Regions from separate parts of the Mus musculus genome. Here region 1 is linked to region 2. A link is a loop called in an ENCODE intact Hi-C map of the cell type or tissue named here. Cell type or tissue: heart. All regions are shown on one strand. Region 1 overlaps Psap (prosaposin). Region 2 holds the start of Vsir (V-set immunoregulatory receptor).

Evidence for each region. A loop is a pair of places that touch in the nucleus more often than their neighbours do. Peaks named below come from ENCODE experiments on the same cell type or tissue, not always from the same donor. Only the 100,000 strongest peaks of a DNase experiment are listed, where the experiment ranks them.
Region 1: it touches region 2 in a loop (2.1-fold over the local background); 2 of 42 quality-filtered maps call a loop at or near these places.

The regions. Positions count from the first base shown.
Region 1 is chr10:60,278,429-60,286,428 of GRCm38, reverse strand. The region is part of intron 1 of Psap (prosaposin); the gene reads right to left. Among named protein-coding and RNA genes, the nearest start is that of Psap, 4.8 kb to the right of the region's middle. In heart, no CTCF peak of the experiment used is centred here; DNase peaks (open chromatin) are centred at 528, 1,246, 3,558, 6,338 and 3 weaker places; H3K4me3 peaks cover 1,226 bases; H3K27ac peaks cover 1,455 bases.
Region 2 is chr10:60,342,017-60,350,016 of GRCm38, reverse strand. All of the region lies in intron 39 of Cdh23 (cadherin 23 (otocadherin)), which reads left to right. It overlaps Vsir (V-set immunoregulatory receptor), which reads right to left and starts at 3,166. Exons shown (of 7, transcript NM_028732.4): 1 at 2,914-3,166. The coding sequence starts at 2,995. In heart, CTCF peaks have their summits at 2,942 and 3,158; DNase peaks (open chromatin) are centred at 776, 1,786, 2,836, 3,166 and 3 weaker places; H3K4me3 peaks cover 1,991 bases; H3K27ac peaks cover 2,205 bases; H3K27me3 peaks cover 1,038 bases.

The DNA.
Region 1 (8,000 bases), 64 kb after region 2:
AAGACTATACTTTGCAGTCAGTCTCCTAACGCAACAGGGTCTGTTCATGAGAGGCCCTCACATCTTCCATGAAACTTAGACGCAACGGCTGGGGCCTCATCAGCCATCTTGAACCAAGAAGGAAGAAAAGATGTCAATCGTGAATCAGAGAGTGCCTAGACCACCAGGCTCCCAAGAGACCGAGTCAGTTCTGTGGGACTTCAGGAATTCTAATTTTAGGTCCCTGGTTTCTGCAGTCAAAGCCACATCCTACTAATGTGCATGCATAATCAATCAGTCAATCAGTTTGTTCACCAAACATCACCTCATCTATGAGGTTCACCGCCCGCCCCCCCCCAGGGCACCACCCTGTCTAGAGCATGCACCTGCCAGCCATTTGCGGAACAACCTTTATCTGGCCCATCCTCCGGCCCCCTTCCTTTAACAATTTTATGTAACCTGTGCTAATACCAATTGAGTTAGTTACCAAAAGAGAAAATGTTCAGCCTCTGGGAGCAACTGCATTCCACAGCTTACTGTATCTGCTGCCTGGGGAATGTCACCATGGCAACATCGGAGTTGCTTAGAAACAGGAGAGGCAGCGTGGCTTTCAGTCCCACTTGCAGAAACTTCTCCGGGGAAATCGATACACAGCAGCGCCAGTCTCTCCACTCAGGAAGGCTTCCAGATGCCTGCGCTGGCACTGCACCTTGTCTCCTTGCTTTCAGAACCTGAACTGGGTGTAGCCCATTCTGACTTTGTGAGAGCCCAACTCAAAAAGAAAAGGACCCTTCCTGACCAGCTCTGCTTTCAGATGGCCACACATCAGGTGATGAGGAGATAAACTTCCATGTACTTAGGTAATAAGACTGCAGTGTGCTCTGGCCGTGAGCACGGTCTGTCTGTCCTGAAAGAAGGCTCCAGCCAGGTGAGAAGGGAGCGGCAAGGGCCAGAGGCTCAGCAGCATGCTTCTATGGCTCCGGAACTTCACGAGAGCTGCTCATCCATTACAGTGCTCCACTGCTGGGCCAGCAAGTCGCAGGCTGGGAGACAGATTCAGCCAGCCAGCCAGCCAGCCAGCCAGCCCCACCTACCAGAATGGACCCCTGCACACCACGCCATGCAGCCCTGGCACTGGCACTTCTGAAGGTGACCCACCAGACACACCCTACCAAGAGGGGAACGCTTGACCTGTGTGGCTGCTCACAGAGAAGGTCTCAGACACAAGTGTAAGTGTGCCACCTACAATGTCACTCTGGGCTTCCTCTGTTTGAAAACTGAAAGCTAACACTTCAACCCTCCCCTCCTGACCTACAGTTAAAGGCAGGCTGCTAGAATGGCCCAGCAGTCAAGCTGGTTGCTTGCCTCTCCCACTGCTGTCATAAGGACAAAGCCAGCATGCCTTGAGTAGAAAGCACTTGAGCCACCTCGGGAAGGGCTGGATATTCTGGCTGTGGGCCCTAGCCAGAAGCTGCTCAAGGTACACAGTCTTAAAGACAGGTCTCAGAGACCCTGAAGACGGTTAGGAGTACCTCAAGCTCCTCCTCACACAGCTGCTCCTTCCAGGATATATGACATGAGGCCCAACCGACTGAACACAGAAGCAGCTGTGTTAAAGTGACACCAGCCAGGTGTCAAGTGGTTTGTAGAGGACAACAGGGCTCAGTGGTAAAGCCTTGCCTAGTGTGCACAGACGCTGGGGTCTATCCCCACAAACACACACAGCCCCATATGCACACGCTGACGACAAGGGAAGCAACGCCGAAAGCAGCAATCCACAGAACGACATCTCTCTGGAGCCTGCATAGCTTCTACACATAAGGGTCCTGAGGGGAGCCCCTCCTCCTCCCTGGGATTTGAATTAGGCTCTTTCTGTTACTAGCACTAGGACAACAGCAGGGTTCATGGTGATACTCACGCATCACGAGAGTTTGCCCGGAGCCCCCCATGCACGGCCCACTCAAACAAAACCGAAAACCAGAGAAAACTGCTGCTTTCTAGAAGTGTGGGGAAAATTACTTCCCCAAATTATAGCTAGTTCCCTTTTCAGATTTGCCTCGCTTCCTGGGTCCTACAACCTACAGAAAAATTATCTCCCACAGGCATGGAGGGGGCATCCCTCCAAATTGACCACAAATGACTATGAAAACTAGCATTTCACTTCAACCCAAAGTGTCACTCTAGATCTGTCAACTCCCAGAAACAATATCTTAATGTTACCACCAGAACATAACATTTAATCCTGATACAGACTTGGTGAGCCCAGCATGAAAACACTGGCCTATGATCCCAGCTATTTGGGAGTTGGAAGCAAGAAGATAACAAATTCAAGGCCTGCCAATGCTACAGGACAAGGGTTCAACGCCAGCCTATGACACTTATTGAGACCCTATCTCAAATTAAGAGAACTGGGAATAGAGCCCAGCAGTAGGGTAACAGAGTGCTTAGCAGGACAAGGCAGAGGGACAGGACAGAGAAGCAGACAGACGTATGGCAGCATACAGCTGTAACTCCAACACTAGAAAAGGAAAGAGGAAGACTGCCTTGGTTCGAGGCCAGCTGCAACCACCCAAGACCCTGTCTCAAACAGTCTACTCTGTGAGCCTGGGTTCAATCCCAAGCTCTGAGGATAATGAGACCTGACACTATTTTTTAAAGACTTATTTATACATTTGTACGAGCAGAAGTGCCAGTGGGGGCCATGAAAGGGCACCCAGTTCCCAGGAACTAGGGCTACGCCAGTTGTGAGCCGCCACATGGACACTGGCAATCAAATTCTGTCTTCTCCAAAAGCAGCCAGTGCCCCTAACCACTGGGCCATCTCTTCCTTTCACCCAGTGAGTCAAGGATGGAGCCCACAGGCTGTGTAAGCTGTAGAAATGAGTAGCTTCCCAGTAATGCAGAGGAAGATGAAACTGAAGGGCTCCAGGGCAAGGTGAGGCCAGCCACGTGAAGACAATGCTCCAGGGAGGACTCAAACTCACGCATTAATGTTATAAAAATCTGTGTGAGCCGGGTGTGGTGGCGAACGCCTTTAATCCCAGCACTTGGGAGGCAGAGGCAGGCGGATTTCTGAGTTCGAGGCCAGCCTGGTCTACAAAGTGAGCTCCAGGACAGCCAGGGCTATACAGAGAAACCCTGTCTCGAAAAAAAAAAAAAATCTGTGTGCATGCATACATGCAAGTGGAGTTCAGACAACTTACAAGTCAGTTCTCTCCCCCAACTCTGTGAGGTCTGGGGATTGGACTCCAATCTTGGAGGCAAGAATTTTTACATGCTGAGCTACCTTACCAGCACATCAGCCCCGGGACCACTATATACATACACATACACGCATACACGCACGCATGCATGCACGCACGCATGCACACACACACACACACATACACCCATAACCACTTCTAAGTCGCTAGGAGACATGACAACTAGACTAGAATACTAAAACAAGAATTGAGACTACTGGGTAATTTGGTTAAAAAACCTGCAAAATCTGCAATCTGGTCAGTAAATTAGTGTCTTCCCTAAGCCCCACCCTGCCCGCCTACCCTAAAATGACAAAGCAGATTGCAAGCCAGGAAGAGATTCCTCCTCCAGGGAGAAGCAATTAGCCTCCTTTAGCCCTGTTGCTTAAGCCAAAAATGAAAGCAGTGCACACAAACAGATTTAGCTAGGTGAAGGGTTACAGGAACTGGCCATACAGCCTTTGTAACTAACTCCTCTGTAAACCAAAAGCTTTGGAGAGCAGGAGGAATGAGTGACTCCTGCTGAGGCAGGAGGATTACCTGTAGTTCCAGACCAATCTGGACAACACAGTGAGTTACAAGCCAGAGTGTGATGCTGTCTCATGAATGAAATCAAAAAGAAGACAGCAAGCAGGGCTGAGGGGCCGCTGCTGTCTATGGTTAGCACCCAGGCCATGCAGAGTCACTGGCAGGAGACCGGCTCTCAGAGCCTATTTCTCAACCTGGTCGCTGAATACACAGGGTTCTCTGTAATTCTCCCACCACTTTTCTGCGTGTCTAAAAAGATCAAGAAGCAAAAAAGTCCGTGTGCTACCATTTCTGGAGCATCTGTGGGTATAGCTCAGTGTGTGAGGTTCTGAAGAGGAAATGGGGGACGGCTGCACAGTGCTTACTGAGTGTAGTGGGAACGAGGGGAGCAGGGAGACAATTGGCCCGGGCTAATCCTTGAGCCTGTTTTCCATACGCAACTATGTGTATGGGGAAGTCATGCTTGGAACAGGATCTAGTCAGTGACAACAGGTTTAGGTCCAAGAGTTTAATACCTTAAAGCTGCTGGGATCCACTAATGTGGGGGTTCAGGCACCTCCTAGTGACCGGCTAAGGACTTGTTTTCCTAACTCTGTAATTATGCCCAGGACACACATTCTCAATAAGTCATTTAAATCCGTTGCTAATCAACAGCATCTCTTGAAATGAAAGAAGCCAGGGAAAAAAATCACCAAGCCAAGGGTAAAGGGTGACTATACTTCTGTTGGTGGGACAAGAAGACACAACCCGGTAGTATCAGTGTTAATATCAGTGTGGGCAGTGAACAATACTTCCCCACGCCAATTGATGAAAACCTCAGGGCAGCGAAGTGAGAGTATAACATTGAACACAATGGCGTATGAAGAAATCAGGGGGTTAAGTACCTGGCCTAAGGCCACAGTGTTGGAGCTCGGCTCAACTGTCTCATACCCAACCTGGACTACCAAACTCAAACTCGGGCGTGGCTCTGCACACCTGTAAATCTCCACTTGGGAGGCAGAGGAAGGAAGACAGCAACTTCATAACGAATTTCAGGCAAGCCAAGACTAGATGGCAAAACCCTGTCTCAAAACCTAGACTCCAAAAAACTTTTACTCTGAACCCTCATTGAATCTGAAAAAAAACAAAAAACAATGAATAAAGTAATGTTTTTACAATGCTCAAGTCTCCACCCAACCACTATACCTACCATTGCTTTGGTTTTGACAAACTTTCACTATGTAGACCAGGATGGACTCAAGAAACTGCCCCTCTGCTCCCAAGGGCTGGGATTAAAGGGGTCTCTCTATGCAGAGTGTCTGTCCTGGACTTCTACATAGACCAAGCCGCCCTCAAACTCAGAGACTCACCTACCTATGCCTCCCAAGTGGCTTGATTAAAAGCCCGAGACTGCACCCAGCTGCACCCACATTTTAAAGTTGGAAGCAGCTGGGAATCCAGCTCTGTAGTAAAGTGCTTGCCTAGCAGTCACAAGATCCTGGCTGCAATCAGCAGGATCACCTTCAAATAAATTAATAAATAAAACTGTCATTTGAAACTAGGCACAGAGATACAGTACACACCCATAGCCTCAGTACCGGAGATGCACAGCAAGCAATCAAGGCTAAAAAAGGGAGATCTGAGTTCAAGGCTGACCCTGAGCCCCGCATGGTAACACTGGCCTTCAGTCCCAGACCTCAGGAGGCAGAGGCAGGTGGATCTGTGAGTTCATGACCAGCCTGATCCACACAGTGAGTTCCAGGACAACAGTAAATGGGACCATGCCTCAAAAATAAATAATAAATAAATAAAAATTAAGACTGAGCTAGAGGCATAGCTCAATGGGAGAGCGGGGTATTCAGTGAGCACAAAGTTCTAAATTCAATCCCTGGTTCCAAAACCAAAACCAAGCAAGCAGGTCAGTGTAACTGGTGTTCTTGCCTGCTCTTTTTACAGAAAACCCACAAGTCCGTTGTTGTGTCTTACTTAACATGTGAGAAGCCCTGAGTTCAATCCCCAATAACAGGGATGGTGGGAAATCCGTAACTTCCTGATCGGTGACCAACTGGGAAACAAGGCTTAGAGCCCAGAAGCCAGTACTCCAGAACTGTGTCAACAGCCTGTTTCAAAAAGTAGCAGGCCATTATCCAAGCAGCAGGCTTTGGCCTTAGGGACTTCCCAGTAACTGTCATTAGACACCATCCCCAACCCTATAGAACAACAACCTGCCCTTCTTCCTGTCCATTTCAGACCCTGCCAAGAGCCTAGACGGTCCAGTTTCACAGGAAAAAATGGGAGTCGTAGAGGTAAAGAGCCAAGGGTGCTTGCCAGGCACACGTAAGGCCTTTTGAGTTCACAGCATCACAGACAAAGAAAATACAAGCTAGGCTCTCCTCTCTGTCCTAGACAATTCCATCCAACTCAAATCCAACACACTTCCAAACGCCGACCTGTCCAATACACTTCAAGAACCTGACCAGATGAGCTGCGCAGATGGCTGCATTTTGCTGCGCAAGCCCCAGGGCCTGAGTTCAGATCCCCAGCGCCCACACAAACAGCGAGTGGCCACACCCTCCCCTAGCACTGTGGGGGCGGGCATAGAAGGATGCCTGGGACTTGCTGGCATGTCTCCCAGGCTCAGTGAGAGGTCTGGTCTCAAGGGAGTACAGAAAAGTGTAATGGAGCATGCGTGGTGGCCTCCTCCAGCCTTTGAGAGGCGTGCATACCCCACACTGCACAGACAGACACAGAAAACACAAAACTGAGAAGCTAGGCATGGGGGCTCACGTCTGTAATCTCAGGACTCCCCTATGTGACACAGGAGGATTGTGTTCCATGGTTAACCTATGCTGCACAGAGGCCAACCTGCCTAGGGTACAAGCAGGAACCTGTCTTTAAAAAAAAAAAAAAAAAAAAAAAAAAAAAAAAAAGAGCACTACCTTTTGCTAAACAGGATTAACTTGGCAGGTGAAACTGGGGGTTCCTGTTGCTGTTTATAACTTAAGCAGGCTAGGCTACAAACTCATGTGCTAAAACATCTCAAGAGAACACACTGCCTCAGAGTGCACAGACCTCAGTCAGAGGTTAGCCACGGCCCCAATGACAGCAGCCCTGCCGTCTCAGCCTCATGGAGAGCATCTGCCCCATGCCGGCAGCACCTTGCCACCTCTCTAAGCTCGGCTGGCCAACTCTGACCCACTTGTTCCCACTGGAGCAATCCCCCAACTGCATGTCCTGGCACTGCACTAAGATATGGCACTTCGTTTCCTGCAAGCAGGCAAGACTCAGCATGGAGTCGGGGGGCTACCACTGCAGGCAGCAAATGATGTCCCCTGCTGGTTAGGCTTGTGTGTGTGTGTGTGTGTGTGTGTGTGTGTGTGGTGGGGTGCACGCACATCTACATTTGTTTCTGGAGATCAAAAGAAAACCCACCGGAGTCAGAGCTCTCCCTCTACCATGGGGCCTGAAAATGGGCAGAGGTTAAACTGGCCTTTCATTCTTTTGGCATTCTTTGTTTTCTGTCTAGGTGGGAAAGGCAGTCAGGCTGGAGGGCTGGAGAGTAACCAAAACCAAGTGTCTGTACCTCCAGGGCTTTGTGAAGACTAGACGGGACCTGGAACATTCTAAGCACCCAGAACATCATTAAAAGGCAAGCTATGAGTGGCACCCTGAACTACAGTAGTGCCACACTGAGCCCATAAGTCCTAAGAGCCTCAGGGAGCACACGTGGTTTGCAGTCATCATAGACAACCAACAACTCAATGGTGGACAGTCAAGACAAGCTACCATTCTTCAGTATGACCTTGACGTGAGGCACAGAGCCTGGAGTTTTAGACCAAGGCCATCAGGGTCCTCCCATCTACCTAAGAAGGAAGAAGGAACCCAGTTAACTAGACTGGCAGTCAAATGAACTACATGTGTATTAGAAATAATTTTTCCAAGGAAACAGGTAAGGGGTATAGTGTGACTCAGTAGAGGATGTTCGTTTACCGTGTGTTACGATCCAAGTTCAATGGCCCATACTACAGAGAGAGAGAAAAAGAAGTCTGGTTTTGGTGGTGTGGGTGAATCAGAACTCACGAGTTATGTATGACACAGAGCAAGCAGGACCAAGTGCGTTTCTTTTCATTTTTCTTGCACAAAAAAAAAAAAAAAAAAAATCTCATACACAGTCCAGACTAGCCTTGAGCTTTCTGTGTAGCACAGGCTGACCTCAAATTCAAAATCCTCCTACCTATGCCTTCCAAGTGTGAGTCCCCTGGCGCTGCCTTG
Region 2 (8,000 bases):
TCTGGAAAATGCATTCCCAGTGATATTTCTCATGGCTCCTAAGTCCCGGGCACTTATCGGGGCTCTGTAAGGCAGAAGAAGCTCAGATGCAAAGCCACTAGTATGGAGTCCCCAGAAACCAGGAGATGATACACTACCAGCATCCCAAGGACCAGGCACCCTGGGAAGTCTTGCCTATCAGCTCCACACAGCTGTGTGTAAGGGGAGGCAGAACGCCACCCTAAATTACAGATGGAGGCTTGACCAAGGATGCTGAAAAGCTTGCCCAGCTCACAGACGGCCAGCTAAGATTTGAATACAGGTCTAACCATGAAACAGTTACGCTGGAGTGGAGGAAGCACCTGGGGTGCAGATAGATATACACCAGACTCCTTGCTTAAACACCAGGAAGGCCATGGTCCAAAAGACTCTCCAAAAGAATCCATAAGTATGAGAAGCCAGTGCTAACTTCTGGCAAGGCCACTGGTCCTGGGCAACAGTTGCTTTTGAGCCTAGGACCTCAAGTTTAATACAGCAGGCTCAGTCAGTACCAATAGTCCACATGGGCCCTGTGAATCCTCTGTTTTTCCTGCTTAGACCTACGATCCCGTATCCTGAACTTACAGAGGTGACTCCTTTAGCTTTTCTGTGGTTCCTCTTCCCTAGATCCACAGCAGCCTTGCAGCCTCCCAGCTCCGCCCTCCTTCATGTTTCTGGCCCCTGGGCATCCCAAGACAGCCAGCTCTACCCTCAGGCTGCTGGGTGGGGCTTAAGGATTTCCTAAGCGCTGACCACTACCGGAGCAGAGGCTTTCAGCACGGAGTTTACTCAATAGGGCCTTGCAGGCTTGTTTACCATGAAGGGGAAGACAGCTGCCCCTCTCTGGAACACCAGTGCTCCCATGTGAATGGGCCTCCTGGGTCAGACTAAGGACAGGCAGGGTAGTAACTTCCTCAAATCTTAGGGACACTTGTGGGGAAGAGGTTCTGTACCCCTTGGGGTCTGGGGCACCTGGTTCCAAAGGTAACCCCTGCCCCGCCCCCCATCAGTCCCTGTCAGGCCAGGAAAGGAGTGTCTTCCATGTACTCCAAGTGCCTCCTAAGCTCTGACTGTTTGAAGTCCCCCCAGATACCCCCTCCCCGTCTCACCCTGCCCCAAACACAATTCTTTTCAAGGTAACCCAGCCCCAATGCTGATGGGGGGGGGGGGGGATTCAGCCCCCAGGCCTCCTGACCAGGTCTGCTACAGGAAAGAGAAGGAAGACTTAAAGTATATGAGTTATGACTTAAAGTATAGCCAATGTTGAGGTCAGAGCAGCTCCAGGCTAAAAGTTTCCTCTTGTTTCTTTCCTGAAAGCCTCCTAGATCCCTGATTACCTCCCTGGGAGCTGAAGGGAGGCGGCCTTCAGCTCACCAATCAGCTGGAGTCAGCAAATGCAGTAGGCTGCGAAATCTCTTGGGGGGTGAGGGAGCCCAGCTCCCCCCAGAACCTCTCTGCTGCTGCTGGAAGTTCTGCAAGCTGCTGACCCTCTGCCCTGAAGCTCTAGGACTTAGTTTCCCAAATTGAGGCTGCTGACCAGAAAGCTTCCCATTCTAGTTAGGGTAGGGAAGAGGCAAGGAAAGGGGCCTAGTGGAGTCACCCGGGAGGAGGATAGTAGCCTGAGGTAGATGCCATACTGGCCTTCCTGCCTGCCACTGTCCTCCGTTCTTAGAAGCTATGCCCCTGATGAGCCTTGGGGTTGGGAGTGAAACATCCCCCGCCTGTATCGCCACCCCATCCCTGCCACAGGCTCTCTCCTGTGGTGAGGAAAGGCAGGCCAGGGCTTCAGTCTTCTGTCTATAGGGTGTGGGTGCCTTCTTTCTTATCAGAAGTCCAGGCCAGCCTCCCAGTATTGATAAAGAGTTAGTTCCCTGTCTCTCCTCCCTTTCAACCCCTTAACCCCTCTTCCTTCTTTTCTGATGCAGCTATTGGCTCCCTCTGCGGAGCTGAGCATTCCATCTCTGTCCTGACAATGGTGACTCCCTCTGGACCCTTCCTCTCCCCTGCCTTGCAGAAGCCACCCGTGCCCTGGGTTCTGAGCAGGGAAGTATCAGGCAGGCCATCTCAGGGGACCCACCTGTCTACTGTTTGGGCAACTATCAGGGTATCCTCCCCTTTTTCTTTGAGATCTTCACCGAATAAACAAAGATTGGGCTCTAGGGAGCCCCTGTGTCCCGGAACAATGTACAGATTGTGAGTCTGGACTTTGGAAGTGACATCTCCCTGTGTGGGGCTTCTGTGTCCCTGCCGAGGAGTTATCCAAGCTGGTTGCTGGGCTCAGGGGAGTGTCCCTCGTGTCTTTCTTACTCATCCAAATCAACTCCTCAGCTGTAATAAGGTTAAATGACAGAAGCCCACTGATCACTCAAACGGGTCCTTAGACTTTCAGTACAGAGCAGGTGACAAGCATGCTCAGATTCGGGAGTGTCCATCAAGACTCACACACAAGTGTCAAGGGGGATAGAATACCAGGGTCACAGCACCACACCCCCTAAGTCCTCTTAGACTCTGTTGCCAGAAGTCAGGGAGATGCCCCAGGTGTCAAAATGCACTCAGCAACCGCCATAGGACGGGGTGATTCTCCTCCGGCCCATCTCCTGCCTTGCAGAAGTTCTTCATGGCCCCTGCTCTGGACTCTCGGGTCAGGGAAGTGTCTGGCAGGCAGTCCCCAAGGGACACCCGTGCCTGCTGTTTTGGCAGCTGTTAGCAATTAAAGATGTGCCTGATGAAGGATGGAGACACCACTGCACCCTGCTGGGCTGTCCCAGCGGAGCAGCGGTAAGGTGAAGGTTACCGCAGGCTGAGGGGATTCAGGGCACTCCCATCCTGCCCCCTACACTACCGGGCTGTACTCCCTAGAGCTCTCGCTAGCACCCCACCGCCTGTTGATCTTACCTCTGGATGCAGCCAGGAAAATAGCAAGGAGCAGGGTTCCCCAGCGCGGGCTGCTGGCCTCTGGGACCGCGGGGACACCCATGTCGCCGTCGAGCCGGGCAAGAGCAGAAAGAGACTGCTGGAGTGCGCTTGGAGCAAGCGGGACTCCAGGAGCCCAGGGAGCCGGCTGTACACGCCGCTCGCTCGCTAGAGTGAATGCTGAGCCCAAGGCGAGGCAGGCGGCCGAGCAAGCTCCCCGCCCAGCAGCGCCCCCGAGGGGCGGCGGGCGGTACGGCGTCTCCAGAGCCCAGGGATGGGGGTGGGGAAGGGCTGGAGTTGCTGATAGAAGTGGCAAGTGTCCAACCAGCCACTTCCCCCTGTAAGTCCCGGTGCTTTTTAGAGATCGTGAGGGCCGTGCATACTAAAGTGTGGACCCTAGTCTAACCCAGCTTGCCTTGCGGTTCTCCTAGTCTGGAGGCAGGACTTTGGCTCCCTGTTCTCCAGCAGCCCAGGGTAGATGGGTGGGCGGGTAGGTGGATAAGTAAGGGAAATCTACGATGACTTTAGCAAGTGGGAGGGAGTTTGGCTCATTCTGCGCTTGTGTGCCCTGCAGCTGATACACCTGGTACAGTTATGTCCACCGGCTAACACACCTGAAACACGCGCAGGGCATGCACAAGCCCAGAACTTCCCAACCTCAGGACACGCTCCTGCATCTGTTGGTGTGCCCCATGGAACCTTCTCAGCCTCTTTCCCCCAGGGCTTTATCTATGGCTGGGCTGTTATTCATAGGCTCCCTTGATTCTGTCTTGCTGGTAGTTTGTTTTCAACATACTTGTGTGGAGTTTTGTTTCTGTGGGGTTTGTATTGTTTTGTTTGGGCGGAGTTTTGTTTGTGGTTTTTGAGGGGTTAGCTTTCTGAGACAGGATGCTGCCTTGTAGCTCAGGCTGCCCTCAAGACTCTTCTACCTCGCCTAATGCATGCTGGGATTGCAGGGATGCACCACCATGGCCCCTCTACAAACTCACTCCCATGCTGTCCTCCGGGCCCTCATAGGTATCTACACTCATCCTTGTACTTGCGATCACTTAGAGCTTGCTCCACTCTGTTCTTTCCTGGCCTGACCTTGGAGCCCCCTCCCCAACCCCTCCTGTCAGTGCTTCCTTCAGCCACAAGACCAGATCTGAGCTAGGAACCAGTAAATTCCTTACCTGAGTTCCCCTGCCCTACTGAGTTTTGAGGACCATGGCCTCCCACCGGTGTGTGTGTGTGTGTGTGTGTGTGTGTGTGTTTTGTATATATATATATATATATATATATATATATATATATATATATATATATACACATGAGAACACCAATGAGAACACCAGAAGATATATGTGTGTGTATACACACATTGTGTGTGTACTCATGTGTGTACACGTGTACATGTGTGTATGCATGAGAACCCTAGATTTTATAGATATAGATATAGTGTGTGTATGCTCATGTGTTTACGTGTGTACATTTATCTATGCATGAGAACATATATATATATGTTTACATATATACATATGTGTGTATACTGTGTGTGTGCTCATGTGTGTACATGTGTGTGTGTGTGTGTGTGTGTGTGTGTGTGTGTTTATGTGTGTTCCATCATCTCAGACTAGCCTTGACCTTCCTGTGTAACGGGAATAGTCTTGAACCTCTAATTCTTCTACCTCTGCCTACTGAGTGCTGGGATTATAGTGGATACCACCATACCCAGCTTCCCCAGTGTTGAGTCAGACATGGGGACTCAGACATTCTAGGCAAGTACTCTGCCAGCTGAGGGGTACCCCCTCCCCAGTGATTCTCTTCTTCACTCTGTTTCAGTGCTGGGCATTGATCCAGGGCCTCAGGGATGCGAGGCAAGTGCACTGCCACTAAACTGCATCACCAGCCTCCTTTGTCTCCTTTGTTTCTTTCTTTGTTTCCTTTCTCTTAACTTCTCAATAAGCTCCCCGGGAGTGCCTTGAGTTGATCACAGCCTTTCTATCACTGGCCTCTCAAGTATCTGAGATCGTAGGCCTGTCCCACCACACACAGCCTCCCAGCTCCCATGTGATCCAGTCCCTTATACAGGATGGACGTGAAAAGGCTGTCATCTGCACTGTCACCTGGGGGACAGACTTGAAAGTAAGCCCTGTCTAGATAGAATGGTAGAGGTTACCAATGGGGGCGGGGGTGACTATGTCTAAGGACAAGGATGTTGAACTCCTAGTGGTTCCTAGCTAAAGGTCAGAGGACAGTCCAAGTACAATGTCAGGGATCCAACTAGGGGCAGGGGGTGGGGGCTGGTAGCTATACATTGTAGATGATATGGGTGGCCTCTCACAGGCTCTATGGGCACACCCACTCTGGCTACTGGGTAAGAAGGACTACCTCAGGAGGATAGTCTGTCCTGTTATCATTAGGTGACCTTACACGAGTTTGGTACGGCTAAAGCTAGCAAACACCCTGGCATGAGAACCCCAGAAACTATCAAAACATAAGTCAGGCCCCTGAGTGTGAATGTGACCTTGGGACCCCATCTGGTGAGACAGCTTTGGGTCCTTCTTGGTGATAGAACAAAGAATATTCTCTTTTGCCAGAGAACAGCCAAGACAGCAGAGATGAAGTAGAAACTAGGCCCTCTTCCCACCCCAGCCATTCTCTGTAGAGTGCTTTCAGGGAAGAGCGGGGCACCTCCCCTATCTTGCCCCTTCCTCCCCCTGACACACACCCCAGCACTGAACATCCTTGGGTTGCACCACAGGAAGACACAGGCATTGCCCAAGCTGTGGGCCTGGCCCAGCAAACCTCAAGCCCTCCTAAAAAGCAGGGCAGGCTGGGGTGTGTGTGTGTGTGTGTGTGTCCAACTTCCTCCTCAGCTCAGAAGCCAAGGAAATCAGAGGGGAGGCAGACTAGGACGTGCGGGGTGAGGGGCAGTCTTGTTCAAGCCCCCTACCCTCCATCCCCAGCAGCCCAAGTGATGGTCAGGCTCACTCCCAAGGAATCGTCAAGGAGTGTGGGACAGTGGCCGTGAGGAGGCTGGACTCTAACCTCTCCTTACAGCTGGTGTTTGTGTCCCTTAGCCATGGCTGCAGGGACTGGGGCAGCGTGGGGCTTAAGCCGAAGAGGAGGAAGGCAAATGCTCTTTGGCCTTCCCTGAAGGTCATTGCAGTGTCACATAGCACTGTGCATTATGAAGAGAGATGTAAAAACCAGCCTGAACTGTGGAGGGCATGGGAGAGATTTCGAAGAGGTTTCCTGCCTGGAAGGAATGCTAAGGTCATTCTAGTGTCCTGTCTATTCCTGACTCGGTGTGAGGTCTTTCTCCATCCCAGTGAGAAATGTTAGCACAGGGCTTTCTCCCCGTCAAGTGCTTACCATCATTTACACATATTTATCTGTTCATTTATTTACTCTGTGTGTGTATCTATATGTATGCAAGTTCTTGGTGGAGGACAGAAGACAATGGCGGGAGTTGTTTTTTCTCCTTCTACCATGTAGGTCCCAGGGATTGATGTCAGGTGGTAAGGTTTGGTGTCGAGTGCCAGTTGAGCCATCTCGCTGCCCCCTCCCCTATCTTTGCTGCCTCACTAAAGATTCCTTAGGGACTCTAAGATCCAAGTAGTGTGTGTCTAACAGTGGGGTTCAGTCCACAGGACTACCCACAATAAGACTGAGCCCCAGAAGAGCTGCACTGGAAGGAATATTAAGGTCTAGACAGGTCCATTATTCACAGACAGTAAACACCCAGAGAGGAGGTGCCAACTTTAATGTCACACAGCTCCTTCTTAAAGCTACTGGCCCTGCCCACTTTGGTAACAGTCTTCAAAGCCCCTGTCCCCAGCATCCAGAGCTATGATCCTAAGCGTTCTCACCCCCTCAGGGGCAGTGACACCTTCTTAAGTCAGAAGCTTTTCCATCAATGTGCAGTTAGCTCCCGGGCCAAGCAGAACTGAGAACAAAGTTGCAGCCATGTTGGTCAATTACACTTTCTATACTACCTGTTGTTGGCATCAGGACCTCCGAAACCTGTGACATCACATAGGCATGGCCCACAGACTTGTTGCGAAGGCAACAGCCACCATATTCCCAGAATCCACTTAGCTCACCTCCCACCTTTACCTGTGTTACATCATCGCCCATGTCATCACCCATACATAAAGAAAGGTCCCCTAATCTCTCTCTCTTCCCCCCTTCTCTTTCCACCGCCACCTTGCCCCTTTTTCTCCCAGTAAACCTCTTACTCGTGGAACTGCTCTGGCCTGGCGTGCTATATTTGGACATGGGCCGCTATTCTAACACATCACCTGTTTTCCAGCCATCCTTGGCAATGGCCTGCTCCCATCCTCTCTCTCGCCCAGCCATCCTTAGTATTTCACAGTAGCCCCTAATCACAGTGCATTCGTTACTTTTGAATAGCTAAGACCGAGGGAAGGCTGGGCAGATGGCGCAGCTGGTGAAGTGCTTGCCAGGCATGTGTGAGGAACTAAATTGATTGGGCCCCCATAAGAAGTGGGACATGGTGGCACAGCATGGGGGATGTAGAGATGAGAGAATCCACAGGACAGTGGTGGTACACATCTTTAATCCCAGCACCTGGGAAGCAGAGGCAGGAGGATTTCTGAGTTCGAGGCCAGCCTGGTCTACAGAGTGAGTTCCAGAACAGCCAGAGCTACACAGAGAAACCCTGTCTCAGAAACCCCACCCCTCCCCCCCCCCAAAAAAAGAAAAAAAAGTGATGAGAGGATCCTTGGGATCTCTGCTCTAATCGGTGAGTACCAGGTTTAGTGAGAGACCGTGCCTCAAAAAATAAGGTGTAGGGGGCTTGAGCAACGGCTCAGTGGTTAAGAGCCCCGAGCATCTTTGTTTTCGATATTTAAATACACAAGAAGGATAAAATGGAAAAGCATCTACTTGTATGTTCAATTAACTTATAAGGTCATCTAACTTTTAATAATTTATTGCTAACCATGTATTTCAATTAAGACCCAAACCACTGATATCAGGAAATATGTCCAAGAGTTTAGGGTTTTAAAATTTTTAAATATTATTTATTAATTAATTAATTAATTAATTAAGTGGAAGAGTAA